Regions from separate parts of the Homo sapiens genome. Here region 1 is linked to region 2. Evidence: chromatin loops called from intact Hi-C (ENCODE). Cell type or tissue: Calu3. All regions are shown on one strand. Each heading gives the region's core, and the rest is flanking DNA. Links, peaks and the distances in the headings are about the cores only.

What was found. Peaks named below come from ENCODE experiments on the same cell type or tissue, not always from the same donor. Only the 100,000 strongest peaks of a DNase experiment are listed, where the experiment ranks them.
Region 1: a loop joins it to region 2, with 5 times the contacts of the local background. A loop is called at or near these places in 2 of 110 quality-filtered maps.

What each region holds. Positions count from the first base shown.
Region 1 is chr13:26,070,480-26,079,978 of GRCh38, reverse strand. No RefSeq gene overlaps it. Among named protein-coding and RNA genes, the nearest start is that of LINC00415, 16 kb to the right of the region's middle. RefSeq lists a silencer at 2,968-3,182. In Calu3, for the core only: no CTCF peak of the experiment used is centred there; DNase peaks (open chromatin) are centred at 5,068 and 5,838.
Region 2 is chr13:25,748,116-25,757,614 of GRCh38, reverse strand. The region is part of intron 25 of ATP8A2 (ATPase phospholipid transporting 8A2); the gene reads right to left. Among named protein-coding and RNA genes, the nearest start is that of SHISA2, 300 kb to the left of the region's middle. In Calu3, for the core only: no CTCF peak of the experiment used is centred there; no DNase peak of the experiment used is centred there.

The sequences.
Region 1 (9,499 bases), core at 4,363-6,862, 320 kb before region 2:
CCAACTCCCACCTTGATCCCAGTCTGTGAGACACCCTGATTCAGAGGGCCCGGCTAGCACACAGTTGGATTCCTTCCCCAGAGAATCTGTGAGATAAGAAATATTTGGAGCTTTTAAGTCTAATATTTGGAATAAATTGTTACACAGCAAAAGATCCTAATAAAAATAATTATCACTTGTATACCTAAATTTTGATTTACTTTTCTCACACTTGTGACCAATGTCACACTCTTCCTCAGATCTGGGTGTGGTAGAGACTGTCATTGGTCTACCCTACATGCATTCTCCTCATCTGCCCTGTTGACACAGTCTGATGTAGTTAAAAGATATGTTTACCTATACCTCCCTTTGCTGCATTTCGACGATGGTAGTAAGTGTATCATGTCCTCCTCTCTTCCCCAGAAATGCTAAGTAAGTCTCTTCCAGATGGTGTTCAAGGTCTTTCACAAACTGACCTCACCTTACTTTTCTAGGTAGGCTCACGGCTATTGTTATGTTGATCCTAAGGTAAGTAGTTTAACGTGGGAATCTCTACGTGCTTTTCCTAATTATGTAAATGAAAACTATAAGCACGTGGGTGTAATTCAGAAGAAAAGGCCATGCATACTATTTCACAGTATGGATATATCACAATTTATTAACCCAACCCCATGTCTTGGGCACTCAGCTTGTTTACAGTGAAGATCTTTACCAAAGCAATACTACTTTGAATATCCTTTAAGCACATCCTTGTATAATCCCAAATTGAAGTATCTTAATGATAAGATTGTTTTCTGCTGGGCGCCATGGCTCGGGCCTGTAATCCCAGCATTTTGAAAGGCTGAGGCAGGTGGATCACCTGAGGTCAGGAGTTCCAGACCAGCCTGGCAGGATCTCAGCTGACTGCAACCTCTGCCTCCTGGGTTCAAACAATTCTCCTGTCTCAGCCTCCGGAGTAGCTAGGATTATAGGCGCACGCTACCACGCCAGGCTAATTTTTGTATTTTTAGTAGAGACGGGGTTTCACCATGTTGTCCAAGTCGGTCACAAATTCCTGACCTCAAATGATCCACCCACCTCGGCCTCCCACAGTGCTGGGATTACAGGCATGAACCACTGCACCAAGCCAACAATAAATTTTAAAGCACTTAAACTTGAAGCTCAGAAAATTATTAATCAGATAACATGAAGGAAAACAAACATTATTTAAAAATTATTTAATATATTCCATCAGTGTTGCAATGCCTATTTCATGACATACATGGTTATATATATATGTAACTGTATTGTAACACATTACATTACAGTATATTTAATATATTACTGTTTTTAACATATTACATTACAGTAATATATTTAATATATTACTGTATATTTAATATATTTCTGTAACATGGCAAGCATTGTTGGTTCACTACCAACAATTCTTCTCTACTTGCTTGTTAACAGAAAGACGGTTCAGGTAGCCATACTTTCTTCACATTAGTCAACTCAAAATAAGTCCCTTTTTTGGTTTAAGCCAATTATGACGGTTCTCTTTCTGCATCTGTGATTAGCTTAGAAGTGGGCATGTGACTTCATTCTGGCCAATGAGATTAGAGGGGAGTCCTGCAGAAAAGCTTATAGGAGAGATTGTTTTCCTATGAAGAAGGAGACCAGGAGCGGTGGCCTCTTTCTGCTTCTGGATGTTTCTGTACCTAGATGTGATACCTGGAACCGCTGCAGCAATCACGTGAGCACAAAAGGAGCCAGCCTGGGTGGAGGCAAGGCCAGCGCTCAGAATGGTGAAACAGAGCGGTGGGGAAAACTGGGTCCCTGCAGTGATATATTTGAGCGGCTGTCTCAATCAGCAATTGGGCCACCCTTAATAATAAGTTGTCTTATTATTTAAGCCAGTTAAGTCAGGGGCTTCTGTTCATTGCAGCTGAAGTCATCCCAATTTACCTAACATAAATTACTTTAAAAATAGTACCAGATTACCATATTTGAAATGCTAGCATTTATCATTTTCAAACCTTTAAAACTTTTGCCCTCAAAAACATTAAACATTAGAGCATGCAAAAAGCAAACATACAAACAGAAAACCACCTAAACTTTGAGGGAGAAGTAATTTCACCCTATCAATGTTAGGCAGTTATTTAAGTCAGTTCATATTTTGAAAGATCACAGGTTGATCTACACTGGCGCTATAAAAAACATCAGTGCGTTTTTACAATTTATTTCTAGTTTTTACCCAAGACCTAATTCTAACATGAACACATAAGCCATTGGTAATATGAACCGGATAATACGTAGTTACTCTAGTTCACATCACATGTTTAAACACTTCTGGAGAACTCCAGATCACGTGATAAATGGCTGTCAGTGGCAAAGTAGTTTCCTCTCTTAGAGAAAGGGGCAGGAGGTGGTAACACTCTCAAAAGGTGGCTAAGACGCACTTGAAATGTGTCCGGAGCATCATAAAATTGCATGACAAGAATAGAGAGGGAAAGCCTGGAAGAGAATACAGAACCCTCAAGGGCCCACCATGCCAGTGTACCCAGCACCAGAATTATCTGCAGCTTAAGGAGAAGGTGTCCCATGCACTAGTGGCCATGATCATTATTGGCAGCTCCTCCAGTACGTGACTTTTGTTTATGTATTAACAAAGACAAGAAACCTAACCAACATTATCACCCCTCTATAAGTTCAGAGAAGAATAGGTTGGCAGTAGAGAAATATGCTTGGGAAATGCTGTGAAACGACGTGTATGAAGTGAACCAAGCAGAAGCCAAGAAATGACAGAATACATTGAAAAGAGAGTCGCCCCTCATCACTGCTTAGTAAAATCCTTGTCCTATCGCAACATCATGCAGTGCAGCAGCCTGCTGGGGTCTGAGCACGTTGCAGCAGGAGCTTCCTTTCTACTGTTCCAGGTTTTGTCAAGTAAGTAAGACTGAGGAGCCTGTGCAACATCCACATGGAGATGTAAGGGGAGCAGCTGAGCGCACAGATGGAGAGCGCAGAGAAGGGGCTGCAGGCAGAGCTCTCAGTCATTGGTCTATGGGAGGCTGCATGAGCTGGCTCAGGAGAGTTGAGAGAAAGAAGAGAAGGAAACCAAGGCCTGAATCTCCAGGGGTCTTAGGATACTTGCTATTTGTATGATAACACAACCCCAGTATTAACCCCCAAGTCTTCAGTTAATGTCTAAAACACACTGCCACCTTAATAGCGTTTGGGAAATCTGGGGAAAATGCCTGGGTTCTATTCTGGGTTCAGCACATACAGAATGACTCTGAGTGAAAAGGGAACGTCTGCAGGGTCACCAACAGCAACTCACTGAAATCTCTAAAAGGGCTGAGCTCCCAGAAGGATGTGTGGGGAGTGGGAGAATGGGAGGCAGTTGAATTAATATATATATGTATTTTTTTTGAGACGGAGTTTTGCTCTGTGGCCCAGGGTGGAGTGCAGTGTCAAGATCTTGGCTCGCTGCAGCCTCTGCCTCCCAGGTTCAAGTGATTCTCCAGCCTCCCAAGTAGCTGGGACTACAGGCGCCGGCCACCACACTTGGCAATTTTTTGGGGGTGTTCATCATGCTGGCCAAGCTGGTCTTGAACTCCTGAGCTCAAGTGATCTGCCCACCTCAGCCTCCCAAAGTGCTGGGATTACAGGTGTGAGGTGAGCCACTGTGCCTGGCCAGTTAATGTGAATTTAATGTCAGCACATAGAGTGCCTTCAGCTGATACGTGGCTCACTTGAGCAATTTTCAGTCATGTCAGGTGTATGATATGATTCGTCAATACTTTAATCTGCATGTGTATTGTAATAAATATTTCCTGTGCAGTCACTCTGCCACACATTTTGCTGGGCCCTGGGGTGACAGCAGGAAACAAAAACCTGTTGCCTGAGCTCATATAGGTTACAGTCAGGTCAGGGAATAGATACACAATTTGTTTTTACAGAGTCTTGTCAATTCCCAGAAAAATTCCCTGTCCCCAGCCAGGAGGCTCCTTGAGAAAAGATTTCCTAAAACTAACAAAAACAAAAACTAACCCAACCATGGACCACCCTAGGTAAATCATTTGGGAAAACTTCCTGCTCCAAAACTCCTTGCTAAAGTGTCTTTTCTGCTCAGGAAGACTTTTATTTTTTAAGGCTCCCTCTTGGGATGGAACTTTCTAAAGGTAATGTGTCTGCAGTCTCTTGCCTGCCTACATTTCTCAAAGCTATTTGCTCAGACTTTCTGTTTGCTCTTTGGTTTTCCCAAGAAAACCAAGGACACTAGATGGAACCCATGGTCCATCATTTTCCTCTCAATACAGGCCAGCCACCGGCCACATGCGGCTTCGGGTGTTTCCTCCACTCTGCTGACTTCTGCACGTGGTCCACTGCTGATCCCCAGCTTAGGCAGAATAAAATGCATCTTCACTAGGAAATACGCGATTACACACCAAGATCAGGCTTTTCCTGAATGTGGCTTTTTACCCCTCATGTCAGTATTTTTTTTAATTAATTAATCTCAGATGAGGTGTCACTATGTTGCCCAGGCTGTTTCAAACCCCACGCTTAAGAAATATTCTGCCTCAGCCTCCTGCCTACTGAGTAGCTGGGACTGTAGGTGTGTGCACTGCCCCTGCCCAAGTCAGGATTTGTCAGGTTATCCTAAAGATGACTTTTATGGAACTACGCCCAGAAAGACCAGCCACATCTAATACTTAGAAAAATAAAAACAAAAATTAAGATACCCCTGGATAAGTCACTTCTCAAGGATTTTGCTTCTGCAGAACCAAGAAAGCCACCTGCCCCTAAAGCCTCATGGCGTTTTCAAACCAAGGAATCATCTTTTCTATGCGGGTGGGAGCCAGGACCACTCCAGGTCCCAGAAAAGAGAACTCGCTATATGGTTTTTGTTTGTTTGTTTATTTTAAGGTCCAGGGTGGTCCTGAAATTTGTGTGAGGAGTCAGCCTTGATTTTTGGGAAGTCACCCGGTTTCAGTTCACGGCCGCCCACGCTGGTAACTCTGGGCTTTTTAGGGTGGAGTGAGGCCTCGGGAAGCTCTTCAGCCGACTCAAAGGGAAACCAGCTTCTGGACGTGGCCAGGGGGAGTGTGCTGCCCTCTCCCGATGACACACCGTGTTCCTGGGTTCATTCAGTGGATATAGCCGAAGATTGTTTTACCAGGCATAGTTCACATTCTTTTAATTCTTGGGAAAAAGTAAGGCGTGACTGTCATGTTCATCTGCGGCATCTCAAAAGGTCAGAGACGCTGTGTTTTGAAAATATTATCCCTGGACCGTGAAAGCACGAAGCACGGGAAGCTGTGGACTTAAACCTGCTTCCATTCTTCCCACTGCTTTGGATTCACTTAAGTCAAACCAGGGGTGTTAGTCAATAAAAAGTGTTTCTATTTCCTTTGAATACAATTGAATTATCTTGCAATTTTATTAGTAAGATAAGTTTTGTTAGCTGTTATGCCTTATGATGTTTTTGAGCAGCCACACTAATTGTGCTCTGAAAAGTAGCGCCTTTGTGATTATAATAATTCAGTGTAGGAAAGAATGAACAGGTGGCTTTCTGATGGAAATAATATTTATTTATTTATTCTTATTTTTTTTTTTTAGATGGAGTTTCACTCTTCCCCCGGGCTGAAGTGCAGTAGTGCAATCTCAGCTCACTGCAACCTCTGCCTCCCAGGTTCAAGAGATTCTCCTGCCTCAGCCTCCTGAGTAGCTGGGACTACAGGCGTGCAGCACCATATCCGGCTAATTTTTGTATTTTTAGTAGAGATGAGGCTTCACTATGTTGACCAGGCTGGTCTTGAACTCCTGACTTCAGGTGATCCACCCACTTCAGCCTCTCAAAGTGCTAGGATTACAATCGTGAGCAACTGCGCCCGGCCCAGGAATACTTTTTCATTGAGGGGAAGAGGGAGTGGGTGGAGACTGACAATAAGGTACTCTTGAGGAAATATGGTAGAAGGGTGGATAAATATCAGCACATGAGGAGTTGCTTCACAAAAATATCCAACCTACTGACAAAAGAGTTGTGGAGTATTTCATGATACAATAGTGATCATTGTTCTGTGTCTGTGAGACCTCCTTGCGTCATTTTACCTTGGTCACTTCAAATCCTATAAACAAACATTTACTGAGATCTCATGTGCAGCGGGCACGGTGCTGGGGGTTTGGTCTCAAGGCTAAGGAGGTGGAGGAGATTGGGCTTCCAAGGAACAGGTGAATAAATAGATTCATTGAGTTGTGGTGGTTCTATTTCCTCTTCCCACCAAAACCACATGCGGGAAACATAGTTCCTCAAAGTCTGTGGTGTGGGTTTTAAGTTTTTTCATGTTCTTAGATCTAAAAGAATCAGGCCGGGCACAGTGGCTCATGCCTGTAATCCTAGCACTTTGGGAGGCTGAGGCGGGCGGATCACGAGGTCAGGAGATAGAGAGTATCCTTGCTAACACGGTGAAACCCCGTCTCTACTAAAAATACAAAAAACAAAAACAAAAATAGCCGGGCGTGGTGATGGGCGCCTGTAGTCCCAGCTACTCAGGAGGCTGAGGCAGGAGAATGGCGTGAACTCGGGAGGCGGAGCTTGCAGTGAGCCGAGATCGCGCCACTGCACTCCAGCCTGGGCCACAGAGCGAGACTCCGTCGCAAAAAAAAAAAGAAAAAGAAAAAGAAAAAAAAGAATTTTGAACATCAAATTTTAGAAGCTGCTAGTACAACTGGAAGAGCAGATATAGGTAAACCATTTTCTTCACTAGTTTGACCACATTATTTGATTGCTTCTCTAAAATGGGATTTCTTTTCTTTTCTTAATGGCCTCTCGTTTGTTTACTGAGAGATGCTTACTCTACTGTGTGTCTTACATCTAAACTAGATGGAGCAACACTGAATTCCGGGTGTAGTCAGATTCTTCTTCCTCCCATGGTCCAGTGTACACAAGGGCTTCCCGCCAAGTGCCCACCTCTGGTTCTCCTCCTGTCCTCACGGTTTTCCTCTTTGGCTATGGTCTCTGCTCAGCACTGGTCTTCTCTTTCCCACACTCTACTGCAGTGTATACACACGCAGCCTTGGTCCCTGTCCTCTCAGTAATTATTTCAGAAGACCTCCCGCGTTTATTCACGGGTAGCAGGCACCTCATCACGTCCTCGAGCTCCTCTTGGCATCCTTAATTAGCCCCCACATTGCAGCCAGAGTGAATTCCATGCACACAGCCATCAGCAAGCACCAGGCCTCTGCCTACCGCGCTTAAATATTTATTGTTATAATAATAAAAAAGGAGGAGGAAGCTTTCGTAAATAAGGATGATGAATTAAAATTCACTGTGATGTAAATTGTTCTGGGTTAAAGGAAAAATCGACAGGATTTTCTCTAAAATGATTGAAAAATCTCTGGATGCTGCAGGTCAGGCCAGTAGACAGCAGGGGGCATGAGAGACATTTCTCCCGTTCTCAGTCCTGTCCCCGAGCTTGTGAAGGCAGCGCACACTTGCTTCCAATGCGATCCTTGCAGCTTTTCCACCCATGACATCTGTTTGTTTTTTTCAATTTTATGTATTTTTCTATCACAAACCTTGATTTTTTCCCCCTGCACTGTGTAAGAATCTATGCATTAGCCGATAATAAAACATCTGGGCCAAAAGACTAGTAGTTTTCTGTTCCTCATAACTTGCTCCCAAAACAGTGGCCGAGCATCCTTCTACTTCAGAATATTAGGGCGCATTGCAAAGGTGCTTCAGTAGCATTCAACATTTTAAAAACACATATAACGTATAACATTTTTAACCTTTTTAACATTTTTTAAACACACGTAACAACTTAAAACATTATTTCTGTTTTTCCTTTAATAATATTGGAAATTTCAAAAGAAGTCTTTTGTTGATTTGTTTGTTCCATTTTGCAAATAGTCACTGATCTTATAACAGTGAATTTTATCCTGCAGGAATTCTGGCCTATTTTGGTTGGGGAAGTGTCAGCTGTGGTTTGGGAAGATGAGAGTTTATGATGTAACTAATTGGAGACAAATGAAAATATTCAGTTTGCTTCTCCTGTAGTCTCTGTCTGGTCTGTCTGCCCTCCATCCAACCTATCCAGGCCATCTGCAAACTCCCAATGGAGTTATCTTCTAGAGTTTGACCTTGGCAGACGATGTTAGCAACAGCTGAATGCTCTTCCCAGCTCCATTCTGCAGCCGCTCTCCAGGTGTGGCCTGCCAGTCAGGAGGACTTCTCAGTCCTTTGGATTTTCAGACTGATCTGTCTTTGCAGAGTCCCCTCCTCTTGCTTTAAACCCCCTCTCCCTCTTCTTCACCTAGCTTGGGAGTCTCCTTTTCAGGGGGGGTTTCTTCACTGCCCCCTCCTCTATGCCCAGGTTGAACAAGATTCACCAAAGCACTCACTACGTCTTATTTAATTCATTCTTTATCACATTTGTTTCCTTCCTATAGGTTAAGTATCTTCTTACTTTTATATTCTGTGTTAGTTTAACACCTAGTAAGTGCTCAATAAATGTTTGCAGAGTAAATAAAATTATGGCTAATTTGATCCAGCAATCCTACTTCTAAGCATATATACCCCCCAAAAGCAATAAGTTTATCAAGATATCTGCACTCCCATGTTTATCACAGTCCTATTCACCACAGCCAAAATGTGGAACCAATGTAAGTATCCATCAATGAATGAATAGATAAAGAAAATGTGGGATATATACAGAGTGGAATACTAGTCAGCCATAAAAAGAAGGAAATCATGTCATTTGCAGCAATGTGAATGGAGCTGGAGGTCATTGTGTGAAGTGAAATAAGCCAGGCACAGACAAATATTGCATGTTCTCACTCATATTGGGGAGCTAAAAACATTGATCTCATAGAGCTATGAAGTTAGAGTGATGGTTACCAGGGGCTGGGAAGGGTAGGGGGAGAGGAGGAATGAAGCGAAGTTGGTTAATGGGTTCAAACATACAGTTAGAGGAAATAAGGTCTAGTGTTTGTTAGTACAGTAGGATGACTATAGTTATCAATATTGTGTATTTCAAAATAGCTAGAAGAGAAGATTTGCAATGTTCTCAACACAAATAAATGATGAGTAGGCCGGGTGTGGTGGCTCATGCCTGTAATCCCAGCACTGTGGGAGGCTGAAGCGGCAGATCACGAGGTCAGGAGTTCGAGACCAGCCTGGCCAACATGGTGAAACCCCGTCTCCACTAAAAACACAAAAATTAGCTAGGCATGGTGGCAAGTGCCTGTACTCTCAGCTACTTGGGAGGCTGAAGTAGGAGAATCGCTTGAACCCAGAAGGCAGAGGTTGCAATGGGCCCAGATAACACCACTGCACTCCAGCCTGGGTGACAGAGCGAGACTCCATCTCAAAAAACAAACAAAAAACAAAGAAATGATAAATGTTTGAGGTGATGGATACCCCAATTGCCCTGATTTGCTCTACACATTGTATGTATATATCAAAACATCACACATACCCCATAAATATGTATATTAGGTATCTATAAAAAATACAAGTTATGGCAACATTAATGGG
Region 2 (9,499 bases), core at 3,990-6,489:
ACTGCGACTGAGTGTGATAGAGAGAGAGGTTAAGGCAGTGGAGTAGCAAGCAGCTTGGCAGAGAACACCCTCTCTTCTAAGTGCGTGTGCACACACACACACACACACACATAGTATATCGTTACACTGAACTGGCACATGGATAGAATTTAAAGTAGTGACAACTTTGGTGTTGTAATCTTTTCCCCAAACCATGTAACAAAATGACCTGCCATCCACTTAGATGAGAGTGACTCAGCTTCCAGGGCACAGTGGCAAGTGCATGCTAGGTCTTGGGGCTCTGGTGATAGAAAGGTGAGGAAAGCACGCGTGTGTCCACTGGAGCCACAGGGAGCGATGCTTTTTCTTTTTCTCCTATGGCCATCCTCCCACAGTGGCACAAGGTCCAGACCAGATTCTGTGACCAATGGTCCGAGGTGATAAAAACCAACATGTGAGGAAAAGCCTTCATGATCCTGTGGGCTATTTGGAAAATTCCTCCCTCCTCCCACCACTCCATCTCCTGGAGAGTAGGTGTATTGTCTCCCTAGAGGTTTAGTGTATGCTGTGGGGAAGGAGAAAAGAACTCAGGCGTTGGCAATGTGTGAACATATTAATGAGGGGGAAGGGTGGGGAACGAATGCGCTGAGCGAGCAGGATTCAAGGGATGGGCTGTACAGGGGCTCCCTGCCTCTTCTTAACCAGACAGACCCCCTCCCTGGTCCTCTTTTTCCTCCTCTGTGAAGAGACCAATGAGGAGGATTTCTAATGTTCCTTAAGCCAAAGCCTATGCTTTTAAGTTGAAAACAAAAATATGGGATTCAGTAATAATAATGATAGGGCAGCAGCAAGTGCTGATTTCGCACATACCATTTGATCATCAGTAACTGGGCTAAGTGCTTTCCACGCATTGGCTGCTGTAATCCTAAGCACAACTCTGCAAAATTGGTGCTGTTATTCTCTCCATTTTACAGGTAAGAAAACCCAGCTCAGAAAGATTGACACAGTATGCCCGAGGTCACAACCTAAGAAGTGGCCAAGACAAGACTAAACACAAGCAAGTGTCTTCTTGCTCCAGGCTCCACACCCTCACCTACTCTGTTACATTCTTTGATTTCTTCAAAACACACATTTGGAAGCTTTCACATAATTCTGCTGAGCAACTGGGCCGTGGGTGGGAGACAGAACACAGGTACCACAGCTTCCGCTCCCAACACTGTAAGAATCCAGCAGAGGAGCCACAACCACACCACTTCACTCCAGCCTGGACGAAAGAGCAAGACCCTGTCTCAAAAAAAAAAAAAAAAAGAATCCAACAGTTACCTAATCCTCCAATTCACAGTTTTCTGCTTATAATATGGGGACACCGCCATTGCCATCTGCTTCACAAGATAACCATGAAAACTGAATAAATGATAAAGATGGATGAAAGGTGAAAAAACCTATCCTGGCTGCTACACCTGGAGTAGGAGCTGCTGCTGCATGCTATCCTGGAGCACCATCCCCCTGCCTCTGTGAGGACACCATCCAGGCTGAGAGCTAGTGCTGGCTGGGAGTGCCCTTCCCCTCTCAGCTCCTGGCTTTAAGGCCTCTCAAGGTCTTCAGGACAGAGGTGGGAAGAGAAACAAGAAGAGAAGAAAGTCTTGGCTGACGTGTCCCTGTTTGAATTTATCTCCCTTCCCTTCAAGTCCACTGTCTATGTGTCAAATTCTATATGGGTTTTTTTTTGAGACGGAGTCTTGCACTGTCATCTGGGGTTGGAGTGCAGTGGTGTGATCTTGGCTGCCTGCAACGTCCACCTCCCAGGTTCAATCGATTCTCCTACATCAGCCTCCCAAGTAGCTGGGATTATACATGCCCGCCACCATGCCCAGCTAATTTTTTTGTATTTTTAGTAGAGAGGGGGTTTCACCATGTTGGCCAGGCTGGTCTCAAACTCCTGACCTCATGATTTGCCCACCTCAGCCTCTCAAAGTTCTGGGATTACAGGCATGAGCCACCGTGCTCGGCCTGGGGTTTCTTTATATATCAACCTATTATATTATATTACATATTCACACTGAAATTATTACTCACTGAATATGAATAACACAAATAAGATAGTAAGTTCCTACAGGGAAAAGATTATGTCTTCATTTTTAAATTGCCCCTACATTCAACGGAATGCTTTGCACACAATGGCTACTGCCAATTTTGCCTATGTGAATCAGATTGCAGCAATAATGGGAACAGTTTTGATAAGCAGTAGGAGGGCCACAGGACACAGGTGGGTTTGGAGATGGAATGAATCAGGAATGAAGAAGGAACTTTGGCAGGGTCAGTATGCCTCCCTTTCTGTAGCTTTGTCCCTGGGTGAAGCTGGGAGCTACAGTGGAGAGGGCCTGCCTCTGGAGATGGAATTGTGATAGTACCATCATTTGTCTTGATTGATTAGAACTGTACATTTAGCTCATCCTGACCTGATGCCCTAAAACAGTATCAGCTGTTCACAAGAATAAATTACAAACATACGAATACATGCAACTGTCACAAACATTGTCTCCTCAAGCAACGTCAAACAGCAAAGTGATTCTTTTCCATTCATGTGCTGGAAGTAGTTTTTCCTCTTACTCTTACCTCCAACAACAACAAAAAACCCAAAAAACAAATCAGCAAATAATCCAATCAAGGTGCAATTAGTATAAGTGGAAGTCTAGAAACAGTGTTTCACTAAGAAAATTGACAGAAATTGACATAAAACAAATTTTGAAAAAGCCTATGTAAAATAACACCAGACAACTAACAAGTGAAAACCACAACCATCCACTCCAACAGAAGACCATTTTTCTTAGCCTAAAATCCTAATTTATATAATTATTCTCTATCATAATAATCTCTTTTGCTATATTAAAAAACAGAAGTACTTTATCTCTGAAATGATTCTTAAATATTATAAAAATTAAATTAAAAATGGGATTTTTTGCTTTATATTTGACTAGAACAATTTTTTAAAATGAGCTAACACCGCTCTGTTTTTTGACATCAGAAAATTCTCCAAGATTCCCTTAGTTACATGGGGCTATATTTGTGCTATAAACTTCTAACTAGAGTTCTTCTAAATTGAAGGTATTAATTTCCAGTCAAAGGAAAATGTTTCAACATTATTGAAAAGAGAGTTCTGACTGGCTTCCAAGAAGCTATTTGTAGCTCATATCAGTAAAACCTCAAAAAAAAAAAATCGCATACTTTTTTTTCCATTTGAAATGTTTAAAAGGTGAAGTTTTCCTAAAATGCAAACAGAAAGCCATTCCTTCCTGTAACGACAAATGCTGAGTCTGGGCAGCCGGCATAGTGGCATGCCTGTTCTGTTCAGGGCCAGGGCCAGTTCTTCTTCGTCAGTTTTCTATGTACATTTTAGGATTCTTTATCAGCATGTAATGAAGCTCAGGTCATTAGCAGAACAAAGAAAAATATATTAAACAACCCAGCTATGCAGATGGCAACAAACTAGTCAACCCACATAAATACACCAGGCAATTAAGGGAGATGTGCAGAGATAGCCTATGGCCTCCAAGGCGTTACGCAGTGATAAGGCAGGGCTATCCATCTTGACTGAACAAACGGTATCTGCAGTGCCTAACGGCTCATTGACTAAGTCACACAGACACCATGCTAAGTGCAAGGGGTGCAATTTCTTTGAAAGTCCTTCAGTGAATGAAGGAGAGGAAAAGCATACATGGATGTTGGCTTAATACACTTTAACAGTAATTAGGAAATAGCCATTTTCTATTTCTTCCAGATGCTATGTTAGTGATAGAAACAGACTTTTCCTTAACTCTGGGGCCTGCGTTTTGACATAAGTGGTGTTTGTCTTTTGGGTGCACCCCAAGCACTCAGGATACTGAGACCCTTCCACAATCAGGGAGCAACACATGGCTGTCATGTGGCTGCCAGTTCCAAAGACAAAATATCTCCAAGAGAGAAGCTGGGAAAGGACATCATTGAGCTAAGAAGCCATCCCTCCAGGTTGAGGATAATTTTCCCTCTGTGATCTCCCTGCAATACCAGCACCATGTTTGCTGTTTTCCCAGCATAGTCCTGGTGGTGTTCATCTCAATAGCTGGCATGGAGCTGGCACTCAGAGAGTATTTGTGGACTGACCTACCGCACTAGAATGAGATTCTCAAATTTGCAGCTATGCATTGCTGTACTCTGTAGAAAGGCAAACAGAGGACTGTATGCAACAAAGGGAGAGGAAGCCAATAACCACACAAGCCAGAGCGTCTGGCCAACATTCACATGAGTCAGCACTGAGCTGGGGGCTGGAAATAAGCTAGAAATGGCTGTATAAAGGATTGTGGGTCGAGCCAAAGGGCAGCTGTGGAACCACACCCTGTAAGTGTTAGCACTTGGTTTGTGAGCTCCCACTTCCCGGATTTCCCTGCCACTTTTGCTCATACAGTGTTCTTGGACGTGCTGTTGGCCACCAGGCTACCCTTTCTCTGATCAGCAGCGCCCCATGCCCACTCCTCCACTCTGCCCTGTCTGTCCCTTCTCTTGGCACAAGAGCTTAAGGGCCCAGCTTGCTGAAGGAGACCGAGGGAGGGCACAAAGACCCCACAGCAGCCAGCGCTGGTGGTGCCCCCCAGTACTCCACAGTGCAAGAGGGGAGAGATGACCTATTTATAAATCACCCCAGTAAAACCTGCTATCACACATAGCTCAAAGACACGCTAGAGGGTGGCAAGGAAAGGGAAGGAGGAGAGTTAGAAAGAAAAATCAGAGGAGCCTTGCCCTGAGCTAGTTCTGAGACCATGGATAGAGATGCTGAACTAAAACCAGCCAAAAAGAATCTGAGGTAGAGGAAACACTTTGAACAGAGTTTGGCAACAACAAAGTAGACTAATATCACATAATGCTTATGTGTGGGCAAACAAGCACTGGCCAGGAGTTAGAGGCTGCATTGAGCTATGCTTGCACTGCCACTGCACTCCAGCCTGGGCAACATAGTGAGACCCTGTCTCTAAACACAAAACAAAACAAAAAACCATGCAGTCAGCATATGTCCATTCTTCCAGAACAATACATTTTACATCTACTGCACTCTCAAGGACCTGCTGATGAACAATAAGCTAGTGACTGTGCCTATGACCTTGTCTATTTATCCATTTACTTTCTTAAGATAAATTTCTTTCTTTTTTTTCAGAGTCTCACTCTGTCGCCCCGGCTGGAGTGCAAGAGTATGATCTCGGCTCACTGCAACCTTTTCCCGGGTTCAAGCGATTCTCCTGCCTCAGTCCCCCAAGTAGCTAGGACTACAGGGGTATGCCACCACTCCTGGCTAATTTTTGTATTTGTAGTAGAGATGGGGTTTCACCACATTGGCCAGGCTGGTCTTGAACTCCTGACCCCAAGTGATCCACCTGCCTCAGCCTCCCGAAGTGTTGGGATTACAGGCGTGAGCCACTGCGCCTGGCCTCTTAGGATAAATTTCTTAGGATAAATAGCCAAGCTGCCTATTCAGAAGTTATGCACATGTAAAATTTGTATTCAGATTGCCTTTACGTAGGACTGCACCAATATATATGCCCATTGGTACTCTCTTGCCTTGGCCCCCCAAAGTGCTGGGATTATAGGCATGAGCCTGAGCCACTGTGCCTGGCCCTCACTACCTATTGTTGAATGAAGAAAGCAAATTACAACAGTACACGTAACAGTAGCATCCAATTTTAGACACATACTAGATGTATACATACATATACATGCAGTGATAAAACTTCAGGAGAAAATGATTTAGAAAGTGGTTATCTCTGATTTGGGTGTATTATTCCTTCATTTTATTATTTCTGCTTATATTATTAACATAGATTACTTTTGTAAAGAAAAAGCAAATAAGTTATTAAAAGCAGTGTAAATACAATTCAGGCCAGGCTTAATCCCAGCACTTTGGGAGGCCAAACTCCTGGGCTTAGGTGGGAGGACTGCTTGAGCCCAAAAGTTCAAGACCAGCCTGGGCAACATAGCGAGACCTTGTCTCTACAGAAAATTTTAAAATTAGCCAGTCATGGCAATCACGCCTGTAGTCCCAGCTACTCAGGAGGCTGAGGCAGGAAGATCGCTTGAATCCAGGAGTTGGAGGCTGTAGTGAGCCATGACTGTGCTCGGGTGATAGAGTGAGACCCTGTCTCTTAAAAGAAAAAAAAATCATAAAATAAAATAAATAAATAATAAAAACACTTCAAGGTTTCACTCAATTTTAAAGCTTTACAATCCTTGCCTAAAATGAAGCCATTTCAGTGATGCTACATTACAGGATATTTCCATCATAACTTTCCAAGTACAAGGTATTTGAAGAAGTCCTAGAAAACAAGATGTTGCCATTTCTTTGCACTGTGCCTTTACCCTTCTGGTAGGCACTGTAGCAGAGCTGCTTATTACAGTCTGGGGCCCTCAGGGCATCTGTTGACGAGGTTGAATTCAAAGTAAGCCAAGGTATGGGAGGTTGACTTAGTTACTTTCAAATAACCACAGAGAATCTCCTTGTAGGAGAATCAGGAAACCCACCAAATAAATCACATTTGCACAGTAAGCTAAATTTTATCAGGAAAATGGAGCTTTTGTCCACCAAAGACGCAGTACTAGCTGTGAGCCCACGGGCGCCTTTGTCATTGAGACTCCCAAGCTCTCTGTGAGTGCTCTGATACACTGTGGTGCTGAAAACCTCCAAGATTTCAGTTCCCTGTTGGACCCTGGACAGAGAACAACACAATCTCAGGCTTTAAACATGGCTATGTTGTCACTAGGAATACTTTAGTGAACTACACGTGTAATTCCAAAAAGATTCCTTTTTTTTTTCCCCAAGCAACTCTTTCAAAACAGAAGTTTTGTATACATCGAGCAGAAGAGGACTTTTCTTCGCAAGCTTTTTGATGCCCATGTGCTCGTATAAACTCGATGCCAAAACTACACATATGAGGTACCTGCCGACAGGGCCCCCAGGCTCCCCACACTTCCTCCCTATTACTGGAACACACTCATTTCTAGAATCCCATCACGTGGTGGGGCGAAGGGCCCTGCTGAACTGAAAGTATCTACGGTGCTCCCAAAGCTGGGCTGAAACCACCGGCCTTCGGAATGGGAGCCGGGCAGAGCAACATGGAAGCAGGTGGGAGTCAGAATCGGGGGGATAGCTGTGGGGAGGGAGGCTGCTTCAGTGTGGGGGTGGGCACAGTGTATGGCCCAAAACTAGAGACAGATGAGAGTAACCAAGGAAGAGGGGGCACTAGCAGAGGGAAACTGCCCACAGTTAGGGCCCGTGTTCCTGGCTTTGGTAACTACACACAGATGTGTACTATTTTATTTGGTCTCCTGAAAACTCTAGCGACTACTCTGAGAAATGCAGCCTGCTCTGCCTGGGTCAGGAGCTGCTTTCTGGACACCGGCCTGTCTTCCACACGAACTGGACCAGTGACCCTTCAGGGAGGACTTCACCGAAGTTCTCCTTACTGTGGCTTTAGAGGGACACAAATAAGTAAATAAATATTGAGACAATCAGATGATTTCTAAAGATGAACTTGGTTGTTTCGTATACAAACAGGAGCTCACATACATGCAAATAATTCTTCTTCTTCGTTTTTTTGTTTTGTTTTGTTTTATTTTTTAGAGATGTGGTCTTGCTATGTTGCCCAGGCTGGACTCAAACTCCTGGGCTGAAGCAATCCCCCATCTCAGCCTCCTTAGTAGCCAGGACTAGTGGTACGTGCCACCATGCCTGGCCAAATAATTATTTTAAAAACAAACTTAGATGTCAACAATTAGAAACTAAAGAGACAATGTGACAGTTATCATCAGGCATTCATTCTACTCTATAGTGACCAGAATGTCCCATTTTAACTTCCTTTCCAGTTTTAAAGAAAATCGGAAGGAACATGAGTTGGCTGCTGCCTGTCTACACCGCAGCCTTGGTCTGCTCCTAAGGCAAAGCTGTCCCACTCTTTCTTAAATTCCTCCCATCTCCCTTGCCCCAGGAACAGCCTAAGCTCTGTAGCTGCTCACTCAAGGGGCTTTCTGACTGCCCCCACCGAGCACAGCCTCCTGCTCTGACATCGATGTGACAATGCCTGCGTCATGATTCCCTGCTGCCTACACCCCCTCCTCACCCACATTCCCACTGCTCTGCTTTTCTCCAGACAAAACCTGCACCGCAAACTCCCTCGCATCTGGACTCCCCTCGGCTAACTTCAGCTCTATCCTGAAGACCACCTCCAGTGTCGTCTCCTTCCTGGCGGGGTCCTCTGATGCTTCTCCCATCTCCGTCAGGCCCTCCTTCCCCTCTGCCAGCTTCACTTCCCCCTCCTCCACTCTCTTCCCATCAGAATACTCAGCCCATGCCCAGAAATCACCATTTCCAGGCCTGTCTTCCTGGAAGGACTGATTCCTGCAAGGCAAAGGTCTGTTCTCTTCAGCGTCTGCAGTGCCTCCCAAATGCCTGGCCCACCTGCTGCCAAGAGTTAGAAAGTGTCAACTTTTATTTCACGGAAGACAGAAAAACAACCTAAGGATCCACAATTTCATGTTAGTCAAAACTATTCTGCTATCTGCTATCTCAATTGGCATTATAATTTCACTGTCCTCTCACTACAAGCCATGGTGAAGATACACATTTCACCTTTCAAACTTCATAGAAATGTCCACTGATTTTAATCTCCACATACTGTTATTGAAATGCCTATGTGTATATACATGGTGGTGATGGGGGGCACTCTTTACAAATACTAAAAACACTAAAATAAAAAGGAGAAAAAACATTTTGAAAATGCTATAACCCAAACCAGAATAACTGCTAATACAAACAGGCCCCTTCCCAAATGTAAGCGGGTCACAAGTAATGGCTCACCTCAAAGTGGCCGCAGCAACGCTGTTTACTCTCCATTTGGGGCTTAAAAGCATTTTAGTTGATGAACAGGCCCTGAAGCAGAAACATCTAAACCCATGCTAATGCCCAGCAGAGCAGTAACTTCTTTTGATTAATTTACCAGCACTGAAAGCACAAGAAAGAGATCAAACCGCGTTCTGCACTAAACAATTAAACAAGCAGCCATGCCTCCAGTATGGTGTGCATCAGGATGAAAGCTGGATGGGGTCGAATGAAAAAGCAACAAATATCTTACATTGATTAATGCTTATAAAATTTTTTCCCCTTAAATGTCATAACATGTCATTCAATGCTCGAACCAAAGAGCTTATGTAACATTTAAAACAAAAAAAGAGTTCCAAAAGCCTAAGAAAATTCAGATGTGTCCTGAGGAGAAAAATCAGGTCATTCCAAACACTTCTAAAGAACATTCAAAATACTTTGGCAGAACTCTGACCAATTTGCTGAAATATCTTCAACATGAAACAGCATGGGGGGAAAATCCTATCATCTCCTTTCATCGAAAAATAATTTTTCTGCTATGAGTGAAATTGTTCTTAATTTAAACTAGCCCATTCACAATGTCCAATACTATCTATATACACTGTTTTGGAAACCCAGAGCTTA